Linked DNA regions of Mus musculus: region 2 is linked to region 1. The links are chromatin loops, found by intact Hi-C in ENCODE. Cell type or tissue: heart. All regions are shown on one strand.

What was found. Peaks named below come from ENCODE experiments on the same cell type or tissue, not always from the same donor. Only the 100,000 strongest peaks of a DNase experiment are listed, where the experiment ranks them.
Region 2: a loop joins it to region 1, with 2.7 times the contacts of the local background. A loop is called at or near these places in 2 of 42 quality-filtered maps.

Annotation. Positions count from the first base shown.
Region 1 is chr6:54,502,754-54,510,753 of GRCm38, forward strand. Wipf3 (WAS/WASL interacting protein family, member 3) reads left to right here. Exons shown (of 9, transcript NM_001167860.2): 9 at 1-1,015. Scrn1 (secernin 1) reads right to left here. Exons shown (of 8, transcript NM_027268.2): 8 at 6,063-6,609. The coding sequence ends at 6,451. Among named protein-coding and RNA genes, the nearest start is that of Gm52863, 5.7 kb to the right of the region's middle. In heart, a CTCF peak has its summit at 4,467 (motif pointing left); DNase peaks (open chromatin) are centred at 18 and 308; H3K27ac peaks cover 672 bases.
Region 2 is chr6:54,426,526-54,434,525 of GRCm38, forward strand. It overlaps Wipf3 (WAS/WASL interacting protein family, member 3), which reads left to right and starts at 3,161. Exons shown (of 9, transcript NM_001167860.2): 1 at 3,161-3,335. 9130019P16Rik (RIKEN cDNA 9130019P16 gene) reads right to left here and starts at 3,696. Exons shown (of 14, transcript NR_033635.1): 1 at 2,796-3,696. In heart, a CTCF peak has its summit at 3,061; DNase peaks (open chromatin) are centred at 3,076, 3,566 and 5,416; H3K4me3 peaks cover 1,793 bases; H3K27ac peaks cover 1,646 bases; H3K27me3 peaks cover 1,390 bases.

The DNA of each region.
Region 1 (8,000 bases):
TGCTTCCAGATAGGTGAAACTGAGCCAGGGCCAAGTTTCCAACATCTCTGGGGTAAGGACTCAAGCCACTGTAACAGCCACATGAACAGAGGTGAAGGTTCCATTCAACGCTGACTTTGTTGCGTTGGTTCTGGAAGTGTGCAGAAAGGTCAGGATCCAGTCTACTCTTCTCCCAGCCACGCAAAGTAATAATCATTAAAAAGCTTTCATAACTACGACAAGGGCCATCTGGAAGGCAGCCCTGCCTTTGAAGTAGTCTGTTTGCCCAGTACACTGAAGGACACCATGTTCTACACTGCTGGCACAAGAATTTAAACTATTCACGAGTGGGGAGATGTCTCTGTCAGGAGACGTCCTGCTGCCCAAGCATGAGGGCCTGAGCTCATATCCCCAGCACCCACGTAAAAGCCAGGCATAGGGGTGCATGTCTGTAATCCTTGGTAGAGGAGTGGGTAAAGTTGGGTAGAGGCAGCTGATCCTGGGAAGGTCAGTGCCCAGCCAACCTCACAAAATGAGCGATCTGCAAGCTGCAGGGTTAGTGAGAAACTGATAGTAGAGATAGACCAAAAAAGATTCCTGTGAATGGCCTTTGGGCCTCCACATGCATGTGCACACATGTGCCCTTGTTCATGCACACACACGCACACACCACACACACACAAACACGACACATAAATATTTTTTACAAAGTTATTTAAGGTCAGAAGGAAGGAACATGCAGAAACCAAAAATAGCAAGCGAGGAACGGTCTCAGGGATCTGGCCTAGCAGCTCAAGGCCTGTCATGGAGCCTACCCCTCCAAGTCCAAGTGGGTACCTTCAGTACCCACCAGCAGCGCATGGGTTAGGCCCCTGGCCATGAACTCACATGTGGAGAGGTCCCCTGCTAGCCTTGCTTACCCTCACATTGCAGACTGTGACTCCCCCGATGTCTCACCCAATGTTCTTTATATTTTATTGAAGTTCCCTGCTGTGGATTTATTCCTTTGTACCTAATAAACTTTAATAAGTGAGAATGCGTGTGGTTGTTTCCCTGTGAAAACTCATCTGTGATCCCCAGTACTGATCTAAGCCTTTTTGATTGACGTGTGATGAATACACATGTTTCTGGGATATGGTGTGAGGCTGTGGTACGGGAATACAGTGTGTAACAGTCAGGCTTTAAGTACTAAGGCACATTTTTAAAAAATCAGAAACGCTTAAACATAGGACAGTGATTTTCTGGAACACCAGGAATAGCACCTTTTAAACTACATTTTTATTTATGTGTATGATTATATATGTATAGGCCATGTGTTCAGGTGCCTATAGAGGCTAGAAGAGGGTGTCAGATCCCCTGGAGCTAGAGTGACAGGTGGTTGTGAGTTTCCAAACACCCTTGTCGGGAACTGAACTTGAGTCCTCTGGCCCTATTCTGCCCTGTCCCAGAGCATTGTGTCTACTTGCCTCTCTTTACCAACAAAAAGGGGCTTCCCAGAGCATCAAAGGTCAGTTTTGACATCAGTCTTTGTAATGGCTAGAACTAAACCATGCAGCTGTGTGTCTCCTGGCCTGCACTTGCCTACCTTACTTGGCTCATCACTGGGTACCCAGGCACCAAGCTCAGTCTGGTTGAAGCAGCGTTCCTTTCTCTCTAGGTCTGTGTCCAAGTCTCCCATCTCTGCTGATGAAATAAGTCTTGTCCCCAAAGCATTAAAAGTTATCACTGTGCCATCCCTCTAGCCCTTGGAACACCAAAAATGCTAGTGTGTGTGTGTGTGTGTGTGTGTGTGTGTGTGTGTGTGTGCCTTCCATACACATTTTTAAAATAGAAAACAACATACTTACCAGTTTTATTACTATAGTATGGGTCAAGAATGTTGCCTCTAAATTCTGCCAATGTATTGAAATGAGAAAAGTTTAATTTTTAAGTATTTATTTTGTAGTCCTAGGGATTGACTATACATAAGCCCTAGGGCCTTATATATATAGGCAAGATCTCTACCACCAAGGAAAGCTCCAACCTAAAACCCTAGTCTCTCCCCTGCAACTCAGCAAGCCCTTTAAAAAAGCCTCCTCTGTCAAGCAGGGGCCGCTCCCCTCCACAGCTATGTTTCTAGTGGACACGGAAGCCTGGGAAAAAAGGAAGATGAAGTTTATGGTGGGGGAGGGGAGCTTGGAGGGGCAGGGCACTGGGACTAGAGTCGAAAGGCAAACCAGGATATGAACCTATTGAGTTTTGGGGATTAAATTACTTAGGTGTGTCTCAGTTTCTCCATCAGGCAAATCAGGAGGTAAATGCATAGCTAGGATGTAAAGTGATAAAGACACACTGTCAAGCTCTGAACACTTGGGTCCTGCAGCTAAGTAAGGGCACACTCTGGAAAGCAAAAGGGCTGTGTATTTGAGCCTTCTAAATATTTCATGTAAACAGATATGTGTGTGTATGTCTTTTTATGACATTCATTTTGTCCAACGCAATGTTGATACAGATTGTATGTAGCATGTGTCAGAATTGCCTTCTTTTAAGGGTGAGTAGTACTCCATTGCCTTGATATACCACATTCTGTATCCATCCATCCATCCATCCATCTATCCATCCATCTATAGGTAAGTAATAAAATAAGCTAGGAAGCTGACTGAACAGGCATCTTTCTGGGCCTTGATTTCAAATCTTTTGGTACATACCAGGTGACAGAATTCCTGGGTCACGTGGCAGTTTATGAGAAAGTCTCCATAGTTTACAATGGACAGCCACCTTTCTTTCTGCCAGCAATGCCTGATGTTTCCAGCACCCCACACTGCGGCCGCTGTTCTCACAGCTGCTGTTCTGACAGAGTGGCATATGGCTATAGTTTGGGGTGTTTTCATTGTTATTGGAGACAGGGTTTCTCATTGTAGACCAGGCTGTCCTCGAACTCAGAGATCCGTCTGCTTCTCTGCCTCCCAAGTACTGGGATTAGAAGGGTACCCCACCACACCCAGCTGGGCTTCATTTTTAAACAGCGAATTTGTCTTTGTAGAGATGCATAGTGTAGGGCCCTCAAGAGGTGGTTGAGTTTTCTAAAGATTCCAACCGGAAAATCCCAGTCCCTCATACGTGTGTGCTGTGACTGGTGCCGACTGTGTCCATGAGACACAAACAAGAGGCTCCTAGGTATTGACTTCCATGTTTTTATTGTACACTTGGTGCATTTAAAGACACTCCGAGGGCAAGCACTGGATAGAGACATCGTTTGATTTGTAGATATCTGTACAAAAGGCTGTTAAGACCACATGTTCAGTCCTCCCCCCACAGGAAACAAAGGTTTTCTGTTATACTGCTTCAGCTATGACATTTCAGTTCGCACACGTGATTAGAGACACGTCCTTATTGATTCCTGCAAGAATTCTCTGCATGACAGTTCAGGATGGTTGGCTTCAGTCAGTAAAAACACGTGTGACACACACCACAGGACAGGAGTTGGGGCTCAGCGCCATGTAGAATGAAATGCCGCGGCTGCGGGAGGCATGGGAGAGCCAGGATGCTCGAGCAATGCCTGCCACACCTCTCCCACCATGGTGTGCTTTCTCCCAAGGCTGAACTCTCAGCTGAAATTAGTTGTGATACAAGAACTCAAGTCAGTAATTTCAAGACACGCACACCTGGCTGCCCTGAGGTCCTTCCAGAGTAGCATCACCTGCGTCAATGTTCGATGACAGTAATTTTGTGGTGACAGTTATTTTCACAGCTACTGATTCATCTAAGAGTAAGGGAGCGTCACCACCGAGCTCTACTAGGCGTACAGCTGCTTCATCAGCTTGTGAGGCCGACTCCTACAGACACTGGAGCTTGTGTTGGGCTAAGTCTCCACAGCGTTTATCAGATGCTTAGCTAGCGTTCAGGCATCCCAAGAATGAGCAAAGACTATTTCCACTTTACTACCTTACGTAGACACTCGGGTGTCTGCCCCCAGCTAGGCTGCCATTTTCATTTACTGCAAATCTCATCTCCACAACACTAGCTAGCTTAGGTTAGGTTCTGTGGGACAGGTGAGACAGGCAGTCCATCCTTCATGATCGTGACTTATTTCTGCCCAAAGTGTGCTCAGGATCCCCTGCCCTCAGGCTTAATAGACATAGGGTGGTCTTCTGGGAAGTTATTTACTGATCGATCTTAAACATTCCCGAAGATCTATTTTTCTGCATGCTGTTCATAAAAGTGACCCCTGATTGAGAAATTACCCATGTCAGAAGTGTTTCTTCAAAGGGAAATCTGTTACATGAATTTTAAAACAAATATTCTCCTAAGTCTGCTTACTCAAAATCCAGTATTATTTCTGCTGTTAGTTTGGCTAAACTCACTAAAGTACGTGCGGGCACCTCGGCAGATTCCCTACTGTCCTCTTGTCTGCCCCCATCCATCCCAGTAAGCAAAGCTTTCATAGCTGGGCTCCTTATCCATTGCCGGAGGAGAAAACCCTTAGAGGGCTGCTGTGCCCTCTGGTGGTAAGATGACAACATGGTTGAGCTGTCCAATGCTCCTAAGAGGATTGGCCTTTCTCCGTGATGCTGGACTACAGTCAATAATAAAAACAACCACTGGGTTTTCTAGTGCACACCTGCATAATAGCGTCACAGCCATCTTCAACCTTGGCCAAAGTAATGAAGAAGGTCGCTGTGTCGTTTGCTACCATTAGACCTCTGATCAAACCCCAAATTACCTGGGTTGTCTCAGGCAGGTCAGATCTGATGAGCTGGCCTCAGAGGTGGAGGGCAGACCACACAGGGAAAGCACAGCACGGCTTTCTGCACCACCTTCCTTAAAGAGCTCAGCAGATGAGGCTGGGACAGGCAACTACTTCCTCCTCAAACCTTGTTCTTTTTCCCCTTTGCACCTGCTGGGCACTTTCAGCTTAGCTGCTCTACCTGTGTCCCTCTGTCCATCAGCAAGAGATACCAGTTTGTCATGAGTTTGTCCCATCTCTTGTGTTTTGCCATTTGTTTATACATGGAACCCACAAACCAATCAAGGAAAGAGCTCACAGTAGACATTCTCTCTCTCTCTCTCTCTCTCTCTCTCTCTCTCTCTCTCTCTCTCTCTCTCGGGTTGGAAGAGAAACAAGATTTGTCCCCCCAAAAAAACCTGTAGCCTGAATCACATTGTGAAATGAGGGCTCAGGTCCCTGCCAGCCCTAAGCCATGCTTGAGATCACTGGTGGACAGTTTCTGTTTGCTCAGCCCTGTCAAGAGTGAGGACCTATAATTAGGCCCCGCAGCACATGCTCTCTAGCCTCTCCTCTAGTCTACACTTCTGTCAGTCATCTTTACGCCTGGCCCTTCAGTCGTGCAGAGTGGCAGTGGATAGGCACCTATACCTCTTTCCTGTTCCAGACAGCATCCAAAGGAATCTGTTGGGCAGTGGGGTGTGAGAACAAAGTGGAGGAGATCCTGGAGGTCAGGTACTCAGCACACTGATGTGGGATCTAGTTAACGAGGCAGTGGGTGGGACGAGGGAGACTGTTCTGTGGATAAATGTCTCACTGCCTTCTGCCCTCAGCCCGCCCTGTCTTCCTCACACACTCCTGTGGCGTCAAATCCTTTGTGCAAACACACGGATGCTGGAAACAAATGAGTTTAATTTCAGGCTCTGCTGAGACCAGGGCTGCTCAGATTCCAGGTACATTAGCTATGCTCTCAGCAGTCAAGAGCGACCCTTTCCTTTCCCTCTTTGGCTGAGATTTGCAGCTGTGTGTGGCTGTATGCCAGGGCCATTTAATGAATCTCATACAAGTTGCTGACAATCAAATCCCAATCAATTTCCACACAGGGCCAGGTCCTCAGGTGGGAGCACTGTGGATGAGGAACTGTGGCTAACATGGATGCCCAGCTCTCCTCCAGGCGGAAGCAGGTCTGCTCCACTGCACATGAGCACAGCTCACAGAAGACAGGTCTTTCAAAAATCGCATACACCAGAGCAGAGCTGGGACTGTACCAGTCCTCTGTTCCTTCCCAGGACATTGTGGGGACTATGAGCTACATACAGGCCTGTGCTCTGTGGCAGGAAGCTGGGGGGCTCTCCCCCATCCACACACAAAAGCCTTTGGTATGAACAAAAGCCTTTTGTTAACCCTAAAGAAACCACTATCTAGAGAGGGACCAGGCCCTTCACAGCTCTTGTCTTTCCCACCAGCGTGGCCCTGCAGCCCTGTCCAAGGCGGAGGGAACTCAAGTTCCTCATAAGAAGCTAAGGTGTCCATTGTCACTGAAATATAAGAACATCTTCAAGCCCATAGCTTATCACACAATGGAGCAAGAGGCAAATGGGATCGCGTTACATAGCAAAGGGGGGAGGGTTGCTAAGCTGAACAGAGGGAACATTTAGACACAAGGAGGCCACATGGTAACTCTCGGTTTACTCACACAGAAGAGTGTTTATCTGCTGGTAATTTAGTCGGGTGGGAAGTTTTGAGTAAGGGTGAGGGTGCTTACATCACTTAAAGAACTTCATCTCGGTGTCCACACAGTCATAGAATAGGTCCCCCACCTCGGCGGGGTCCGGGGGCTCGGGGCTGCTCAGAATCTCGTCCATGGCCTCCAGGCCTTGCTTCTCCAACTCCAGCATGGTCTTCCTCAGGGTGCGACCTTGCTCCTGAGGAAAGGACACAGCCGTGCAGAATGGTCATGGCAGTGGATAGTGACAGCCCGGGATCCCGCTGGCTTCCTGGCCTCCATCCCATCCCCCCCACCTCCACTGATCCAAACCGCCACCACCATGGGGGCCGATTTAGAATATGGTTACAGCACCAGCCTGCTCAGAAACACTTGCACGGCCACCAGCTGTCCGAAATCAGAATAAATCCTGACTACCGAGTGTCAGTCGAGATGCACTGGCCTCTTGCCTTGTGTATCTATCCCTTCAGCCATATGCATGGCTATCCTCTGTGATATTCTCTCCCCATGGCTCAGGTGACTCTGTCCCCTGGAGGCTCTTTCCACCCTCAGCACTGTGCCAACTTGTGCCCCATCTTCAGAGCTCTGTGGGAGGTCCTTCCTCCAGAATGACATAGCTTCTCTCCGCCATAATCACCACCATTTATGCTGGTATAACTGGTCAACATGGCTGTGTTTCCTATTGCATCATGCCCTCCTGGAGAGGAAGAGCTAGGCTTGTGTCTGCCTTCCAATGGCTGGGGCACAGAAGGCATTCTCAAAAAGGTAGTCCATTGATGGGAGAAATGGCTCAATGCATAAATAAGTGCCACGTCTACCTCCTAGTCACTCCTTTTCTAAGAGGCTGCATCCTAAACCTGGCAATATCTCAGAGTCTCCAGTGTGATGCTGACTTAGGCAGCAGGGTAGCTGCAGAATCGAAGGGGTCAAGGAGAGTGGCTGGGGCTTGGCACTGTGAGGGGCCATTGGTGAAGATTCAACCTGTTTCAGTGGAGAGTGGAGCATATTGGAGACACTGGGCTCAGTGTATAGCCACCAACGATAGTAGCTGATGCGGAATGGAGTTGGTCTGGGCCTGTGACAAGCTAGGTGTGTTAAAGATGGCAGAGCCTGAGAAACGGAGTTGCCCCATCTCTTTGGAGTTCAGAAAATTATGAGTTCCAGATGCCACACCAAGTTTGATTGACACTGCTGGATGTCAATTTTGCTTTGATCTGATTATAATTTAAATATAAGGTGTAGCTTATTCTTCATGTCACAGGATCCTAAGCTAAGAAATGTGGGGTTTTTAAAGAGAACTTGTACTTTTAAAGCATTGAAGCAATTTTGAGACAGGGTCTCTCTAGTCCTCGTCATGGAGTCTGTAGAGAAGCAGGCTGAGCACACATGGGAAGCAAGCCAGTAAGCAGCACTCACTCCTTCATGGCCTCTTACTTCGAGCTCCGGCCATGGCTCCCCTCAATGGTGGATTGTGACCCAGATGTAAGCCAAATAGCAGCAGAAAACAAAGTAGAATAGTGTGGTTTATGTGTGTACGGTGCACATGCACATGTACAGATTACATACCTGTACATATGTATGTTACATGCA
Region 2 (8,000 bases), 76 kb before region 1:
AGATGACAGGAGACCAGACATGAACTCCAGCAACAGCAGCAGAAGTTGGCAAGGAGCAGAAAGTGTGTGGGAGGCCGAATGTGACAGATCAGATGGCAGGGGTAAAGTCAGTGAGATGATAGGGCAGACCCAGTTTGGGACTTAGGAAAATCACTGAATGTTAGTGCCATTAGTCGAAGCAAGGGGTTTAGATGGAAGATGGGATTGTTCGTTTGTTTGTTTTTGTTTTTGAGACAAGTTCTTTTGTTTTTTGCGTTTTTGTTTTGTTTTTGTTTGTTTGTTTTGTTTGTTTATTTGTTTGTTTGTTTTGAGACAGGGTTTCTCTGTATAGTCCTGGCTGTCCTGGAACTCACTCTGTAGACCAGACTGGCCTCGAACTCAGAAATCCACCTGCCTCTGCCTCCCAAGTGCTAGGCTTAAAGGCGTGCACCACCACCACCCGTCGAGACAAGGTTTTTTATGTAGCCTTGGCTATCCTGTTTTGTTTTGTTTTGGGTGTTTATTTGTTTGTTTGAAACAGTTTCTCTATACAGTCCTGGCTGTCTCGGAACTCACTCTGTAGACCAGGCTGGCTTCAAACTCACAGTGATCCACCCAAGTGCTGGGATTAAAGTTGTGTGTCATCACTGCCAGAATGATGGGTTTCTCTTAAAGGAGCTTCCATTGTAATAGAATGGCAGCTACCAAAATGAAGGCACCGGGTACCACTGAGCTGAGACATCGTGTGTGATGTATCCAGCTGCTGCCCCAGTGAACATGCCCTTCATTAGGCTCTGGGCCGGGCAGTGAGGCAGAAAGGAATGTTGTGGATTCATTTTCATATACAGCTCTTCTTCTCAGAAACCCCCTGACTTGGACAAGCCTGTTAACTTCTGAGCTTCCTTTTTAACACTAAGCTGAACTCTGAGCTTGCTCAGGTGATCATTACTTCCTCCCGCAGGTCCATCCCTTCTGTATCAGCTCTCCATCCAGGAAGCATCACCCTTCACCCAGAACCTCAGGGCCCCTCTCACCTTCCTGTCAGCTAAGCTGCTACTTCCTAGAGGACAGAGCTGCAAATCCATCTTTGTTCTCTGAGTACCAGAGCACTTTCATCATGTAAGAGCTGGTTTGTAAATATTTGGCATGGTGAAGCGAAGACATGCTGCAAACCACCTGGGCTTCCTTGGTACCTTTCTACTAAAGATCCCAAGAAGTTGCAGAACCATCATAAACATACACCTGGAAGTGAGCTACCGCAGGTGTTTGGTGAACGATGGGAGGAGATGGGAAGGTTTATTCTTCTCAAGTTACATTTTTCCACTAGAAATACACTTAACTGTAAGATTGGACCTCTAAAAACTGTTATTTCCCAAATAGGACTCTCCTATTTGGAACAAAATGGGTAGTAAATAAATAAATACTAGTGTAAGAAAGAGAGAAGGAAAGAAAGAAAGAAAGAAAGAAAGAAAGAAAGAAAGAAAGAAAGAAAGAGAGAGAGAGAAGCCCCCATATCAGTGGTTTATACAAACAGCATTTTTTTTTTCCATCTAATAAATAGACCAGAGTTGGATAGCTGCTGGCTTTGTCTCAGGTGCTTAGCAACACCACACTGTCTCCATCTTCTACTCTGTTGTAGATAGTGGTGGTAACACATTAGTTGTTTCTTGGTTAAAATCTAGGTGTAGCATCACTAGATACTGAAGCATAAAGAGAATAGGGAATGGAAGGGCAGAGGCAGACAGACAGACAGACAGACAGACAGACACACAGATACACACAACTCCCACTTCCAATTTATCAATCCAATGGAGGTCGCCAGGTAACAAGTGCCTTTACTAGCCAAGCTATCTCATCTATTCCTACTATATTAACTTTGATAAGGTTTATTATGGTTGTTGTTGTTGTTGTTTGAGGGGCTTTGCTTTGTTTTCTTTTGGTAGTACTGGGAATTGAACTCAGCTAGTGTGCTAAGAAAGTCTCGGTGATCAGGAAAGGCACTGGCACTATAGTCTTTAGTCTTTAACTGGTCATCACTCTGGATTCTGTCCATAGAGACGATGGGGAGAGCGGCTTAGGTATTTGGAACGTGGCTCCCAGAGACTGAATCCTGTTGCAATGTCCAGAGAAAAAGGATGCAAGAAGGACCACTTGTGCCATGAGACACTGGGTTCTTGAACACAACAACTTCATGATGTTTTCAGCCCCAAATAGCCCCACTCTGCAGACACCATCACTTTGAATCAAGCATTTAAAAAGCTGAATTAGTATATCCTCCAGAAACCGCCCAGCTTGTAAGATAAATGACTGGCCATGCAACTAGTTTGTGCTTTGGGGCTCCGTAGAAGACCTGGTGGGATTTCTACATGGCCATGGAAATAATTCTTCTCTGCAAATTGAGCTTTCCTTCCTTTTCGAACCAGAACACAAGTATGCCTAAGATGTGAGAGGCAGGAAATGCCAGCCTGAATTGCTGCACTTGGAGCAGCTGAGTGTACACAGGAGCCTCAGGCATAAATCTCCAGCATTCTCCAAGCTCTGGACAGCCGGACAGGGAAATGGGACAGACTCGCTTCACTCTAGATTTCAAACTGCCTTCTTCCCACTTCTGCCCCACCGGAAGCTACTTACCTCCCTGTGTTACCAGGATATTTTGTGCTCACCTATCTCTGAGAGCAAGCTTCTCTACCTCCCCCTCCCGCCCCCCAGCTCTCTCCACCCACACACCCACCCCTGCCTCTCAAGCCCAGGTCTGAATTGGGTGTCCCTCTGCTTTGTACACGTTGGATGTTCTCTTGGCTCCGTATTGTAAGTACCTGCTTGTGCTCATCGGGACAACCGGCTGTCCCATTCTCCTTTTGTCCCCTTGCATATACGCGCTGTCTGGGGCTTAGCGAGGGCTCAGAAATGTTTGTAATATATAGACGAGGTGGCGTGCAGGGGAACTCCAGCCCTTGGCCCCATTGTCCCCGTGGCTCACACTCGGGACTCTGTACCTGGGAGCTGCGCCGCCGCGCAGCCAGGACCGCCTCCTGGGTGCCAGAGCGACCCCGCCCTCTGGACCGCGTCCCCGTGCGCTGGGCGGCGAGGCTCCAGGGCGGCCGCCAGGAGCAGGTGGGGGCGGCGGCTCCGCCTCCGCGTCCCGGCAGCGCTTAAGCCCGGCTGGGAGCGAGCGAGGAGCGCAGAGTCCAGCTTAGCCGGGCGCGCAGAAGCAACGCCAGGCACTGTCTGCAGCCCAGCCGGGATCCTCGAGGCGACGGGGACGACGGAGACGACGGGGACGACGGAGACGACGGGGACAGCGGGGACGGAGGCGCCAGCTAAAGTCCAGTCGGCCGGGTTACGGCCAGCTGCAGGTAGCTGCTCTGCTCGCGTCCGGGCCCTGGGTTAAGTAAGTGGCCGATTGGGGTTGTCGCGGAGGGTATTGGGGACAGTCCCGAGGTAGAGTGGCCTCCCGCGTTGTCAAAGACGCTGGGTGAGTGAGAGTGCCCAGGACCCTCTCCAAACTGTAGTCCCCAGCCGCGACTACGTCTGGGAGCTGCTCCGTGCAGCCCTAGCGGCAACCACTCGCTCCCTGCCCGCCACGGGTCGGAAAGGGACCATGGCTACACCAGGTCACCTCAGGGCTCCCTGGTGACCTCCCAGGACAGCACTCTTCCGTTATCAGCTTCTGGCACGGAGGCCTCTTAGTCTGATGCCCCAAGGGGGCTCTGCTTCCCTTCCCCCACGTCACCCCCCACCCCTCCCCTGAGAACAAAAGGGCGGATCTTGCTTGTGTTGGGGATGTTAAGGAAGGGTCCCTGGCGATTAGGAGAGATCTGGGAACCTGCACAATCAGACAAGGACTGAGGATACTGGACCATTTCCCAGAAAGAAAGCCAATTCCTGAGGGAAAAAGTGACTTATCCAAGGTCACACAGTTCCTGGTGACAGAGTCGGGCCAGGAGCTGAGTCCTGACTCCCCGAGGCTTATCTGTAAGCCTGCCTAGGTCAGGAGCCAGAGAGTGTATGTGTCTGTCTATCCATTATCTCTAGCCATTTACATCTGGCCACAAATGGCCTTTAAAGTCCTTTGGAGGTGTGCGGGACTGGGTAATTGTGGCCATTCCCCCGGATACCTAGCCAGGAGCTCACGGGGAGCAAGCTTGGGAGAAGAACACGCTCTCCTGTAGGATGCCAGGCATCCATTCCCCTGTGGAAACAATGTCTTCTGTGTGCTTGGAGTGTCTGCCATGAGTGTGAGAACCTGAGTTGGGTAGATGTTCTGCCCAGAAACCCAGGAAGCCTGTCTAATGGCCTCAGGAAAAACCAGAAGTATCTCTGACACACACACAGTCTGGGGACTCTCTGAGGAAAGTTTCCAGTGGGACAGTGGTATTCCTCTTCTGTGCCTGGGGTCCTTGGATGTAAGTGAGAGCATTTGTTGGGCAGACTTGTGTGACTTTAAAAGCTTGTGTGCCTCACTGTCTTTGCCTTCGTCACCTCAGAGAGGGCCAGGAGAGGGTTTCTTGCTGCCAGTTAGTATTATAATCATCAGACACTCTAGCCTTGTTTTTAATGTTCACTCCTTTTACTTTCTATGTAAGTATTTTTCGGGCATGTATGTCTATGCACGACTCTGTGCCAGGAAACCCCTAGAGGTCAGAAGAGGGCACTGGATCCTCTGGACTAGAGTTAAGGATGTAATGTCCCTGAACCACTATGTGGGTGCTGGGAATGAGTCCTAGTGTTCTACAAGATCAGAGTTTCCACTGATAAACTACCTGTCCAGTCCCAGCCTTCTCCTAAAAGCTGTCCTCTCTAAACTGTAAAGTAGTGGTAGAGGTCAGAAGTGGACTGCCTTTGGGCTTCCTACTGGCCTGGGCAGACCTTCAAGGCACTTTAGGTCTAGACATGCTCCCCATACATAGAAACTCAGGAAGTTGTGTGCTTTAGACTTGTGCACATCACTTGGGGCTTTTTTTTTTTTTTTTTTTTTTTACTTCAATAACAACGTAAGTGGATATTTGATGCTGAAGGGCACTGGGCATGGCAGGGCACAGGCTGCTGAAGTCTGCCAGCTAATGTACTTTAGAGATGCATTTTAAAGCAAAACCAAATCAGGAAAACAGGGAGAAGGACAGGGGAGAGAAAACCAGTGGGGAAGTAGCAGGAAATGGCCAGGCACTGTAGATGCTTCCATATGCATTAACTCAAGCCCTGTGGTTCCTGTAACTATTGTGCCTTTCCACAGATGAGAAATGCAAAGAGACAGGGGTTAGCTGAGTGTGCCGAGGACAGGGACCTGGGTCTGTACACTTCAAACTGGAAGTGCACCGCCCACATCCAATTGTTGGTGCCCAAATCTGCGCAGAGATGTCAGGCTGCCTTGGTAGAGCTGCTGTATACCCCTTTTTAGTCCTTCCAGGAGCCTCGGTTTCAGGCACTTGGGAGTGTGACTTGGTGCTACACTGAGTCAGCAGGCAGCAGAAGGGGCGGAGGAGAGCGCGTGTGTCTAAGAACATTCAGTTTCAGGAATGGGAGACAGCCAGCTGGCCCAGCCTGGCAACGCTCTTTTTAGGCGATTATTGTTCAGCAACCGTAGAGTACAGGTTGAGATTTTGCAGTCATTCCAACACACACACAAAAGGGATAATAGAGCCAGAGAGAGAGAGAGAGAGAGAGAGAGAGAGAGAGAGAGAGAGAGCCGCCACATCAAATGCAATTAGCACTGAAGAACAGACAGGGTTTTCACCAGGTAGCCTCAACTTTCCCTGCCTTCTATGCTTGACAGATATAATAGATATCAGTGCTAAAGTTTAAACATCTATTAAAGGGCAGGCAAGATGGCTTAGTGGGTAAAGGAGCTTGTGCCAAGCCTAAAAACTGTAGTTCAACCCTCAGAATCCACGTGGTGAGAGAATTGACCCTGCAAATTGTTTTCTGACCTCCAGAAGTTCAGTGACACACACACACACGCACACACGCACACACACACACACACACGCGCACACACGCACACACGCACACACATACAAACAAAAAACAATCAAAATCAAAACCAAAAAAATGTAAAATCAACTTATAAAACGTAACTTAATAGAATAAATAAAATGTCTTGTATGCATGTGATAAATTTTCAGGACAAAGTCACATTATAAAGAGTGACATCCTGGGAAATTTGCCCTGTTATATGACCGAATGTCCTGCTGTGTCTGCTTTGAGTCCCAAACTTGGAGACATGGGAACATGTTTGTTTTACCACACGCTTCTGGCTTCACATTGAATGCTTGTCTTCTTAGACTATGAGGTTTAGGAGTCGAGGACACTGAGCAGGCCTACCAAGAAATCTGTGTGGGGGTCCCCTGAGCAATGAGCCTCTCACACAGTTATCTCCTGGCGAGTTCTGCCCTCTCACGGCGACACTCCCACCATCTGGCTGCTGAAATATTTAGAAAGGAATTGTAATATTTGACTAACTTGGCTCACAGCATCTGATAAAACAAACTCGAAGAGGGAACTAGTAAATCTGAGTTCAGCTGGGTGAGAAAAGGATTCTTTAGTTCCTTGGCCGCTGCCACAGAGCCGAGGGGCAATTCAGCTCCCAGGATGCTCCACAGACACACCACATGCTCCTCCCTGGCCGCAGCCAGCAATGCAGTGCAGTTGAAACCTCCCCTTGCTATTGGGCCTGGCTCTTTCCTTTCTGTGGGGGGCACTGCAGAGGGGCTTTCCCCATATCAGGTCTGCAGCCAGACATTGCATCATGAACAACAGCATTCACACACCAAGGGGCATACACTGAAACAGAACAGATGTGGGGGAAAAAAAAAAAAAAAAAAAAAAAAAAACCTCCGTGTGGGTGCCGAGTGAGCCAGACACTGTTGGGAAATGTTCCGGAGCGTCCCATCCTTTGTGGGTGATGGATTCCAGTGACAGGATGAATCTCAGATGGCGGTACCCAGAAGAGACAGCCAGACCTATCTTTGGACTGGAAGTTAGAGTCAGCTCCAGGGGTTAGCTGGGAAGAGGCACAGGTGGTTTCAGATCAGTATACGCAGCTGTCAGAGGAAGGCACCCAGCCTACTATGTACTGTTTCTAATAGCTAATGGCTAACTCCTGCCGAGGCTAAGCTAAGAGTCTGAGAGATGCAAAACCATCCCAAGAGCCCTCCCAGGCATAAAGATTTCTAGGTTTAACTTGTGAAGTCAGGATGCTTCCACTTCATGCAGATAGAAACTGAGTACTAGCTGTGTTGTGTATACTTCAGAACTCATTGGGTTACGTCTATCATTGATTCTCTGAATGATTGTTGGCAAATCCCCTAAGTTCCGTGCGATTCAATTTCTTTCTATAAAGATGGGAATAATAAAAAGGCCTTAAATAATGATAAGGGTAAATAGGACTGTGCTGTATTCATGGCGATCCTCAACAAATTAGGGATACTTTTGTTACAATGGAAACCTTGTGCTTTTTTACAAACTATGGGCTTAACATGGGCTCCGTTTCACAAAACAATTTGAGTTTGCCAGAAGTAGGTAGAAAGCAACTGACAATTCATAATGAACTGAGTTAAAAGGAACACACAGAGCAGAACTTGAGATTACCCCTAAACCTCACAGTCCATAGAGATCAGAGATAATGTATACAGCAGGAATGTTTTCTAAGGTGAATGCAGTGTTCAGAGGGGAACCAAAGGCTGGTCAGAGCTTCCTGGCAGCCAAAGCAAAAAAAAAAAAAAAAAAAAAAGGAAAACACAGATCATTACCCAATCTACAGCAACCATGAGATAAACACAGATCCGTTACCAGCTCTTCCTGGTCCTGAAACCTTGGATAACTTTCCCCTGGCAGGCCTTTAAAACCAGCACTGTTGCCATGGAGATCTAAGTCTTCTGCATGATTCTTGCCTACTACAGACAATGGGAGTTTTGTGGCAGAGGACAGTGCATGTTTCCTGGAACTTTATTGACTCTGGTTCTGGAGATGGCATGCCAGAGCGCAGCTAAGGAGAGCACCTGTGGGAAGGGCCAGGACACTTT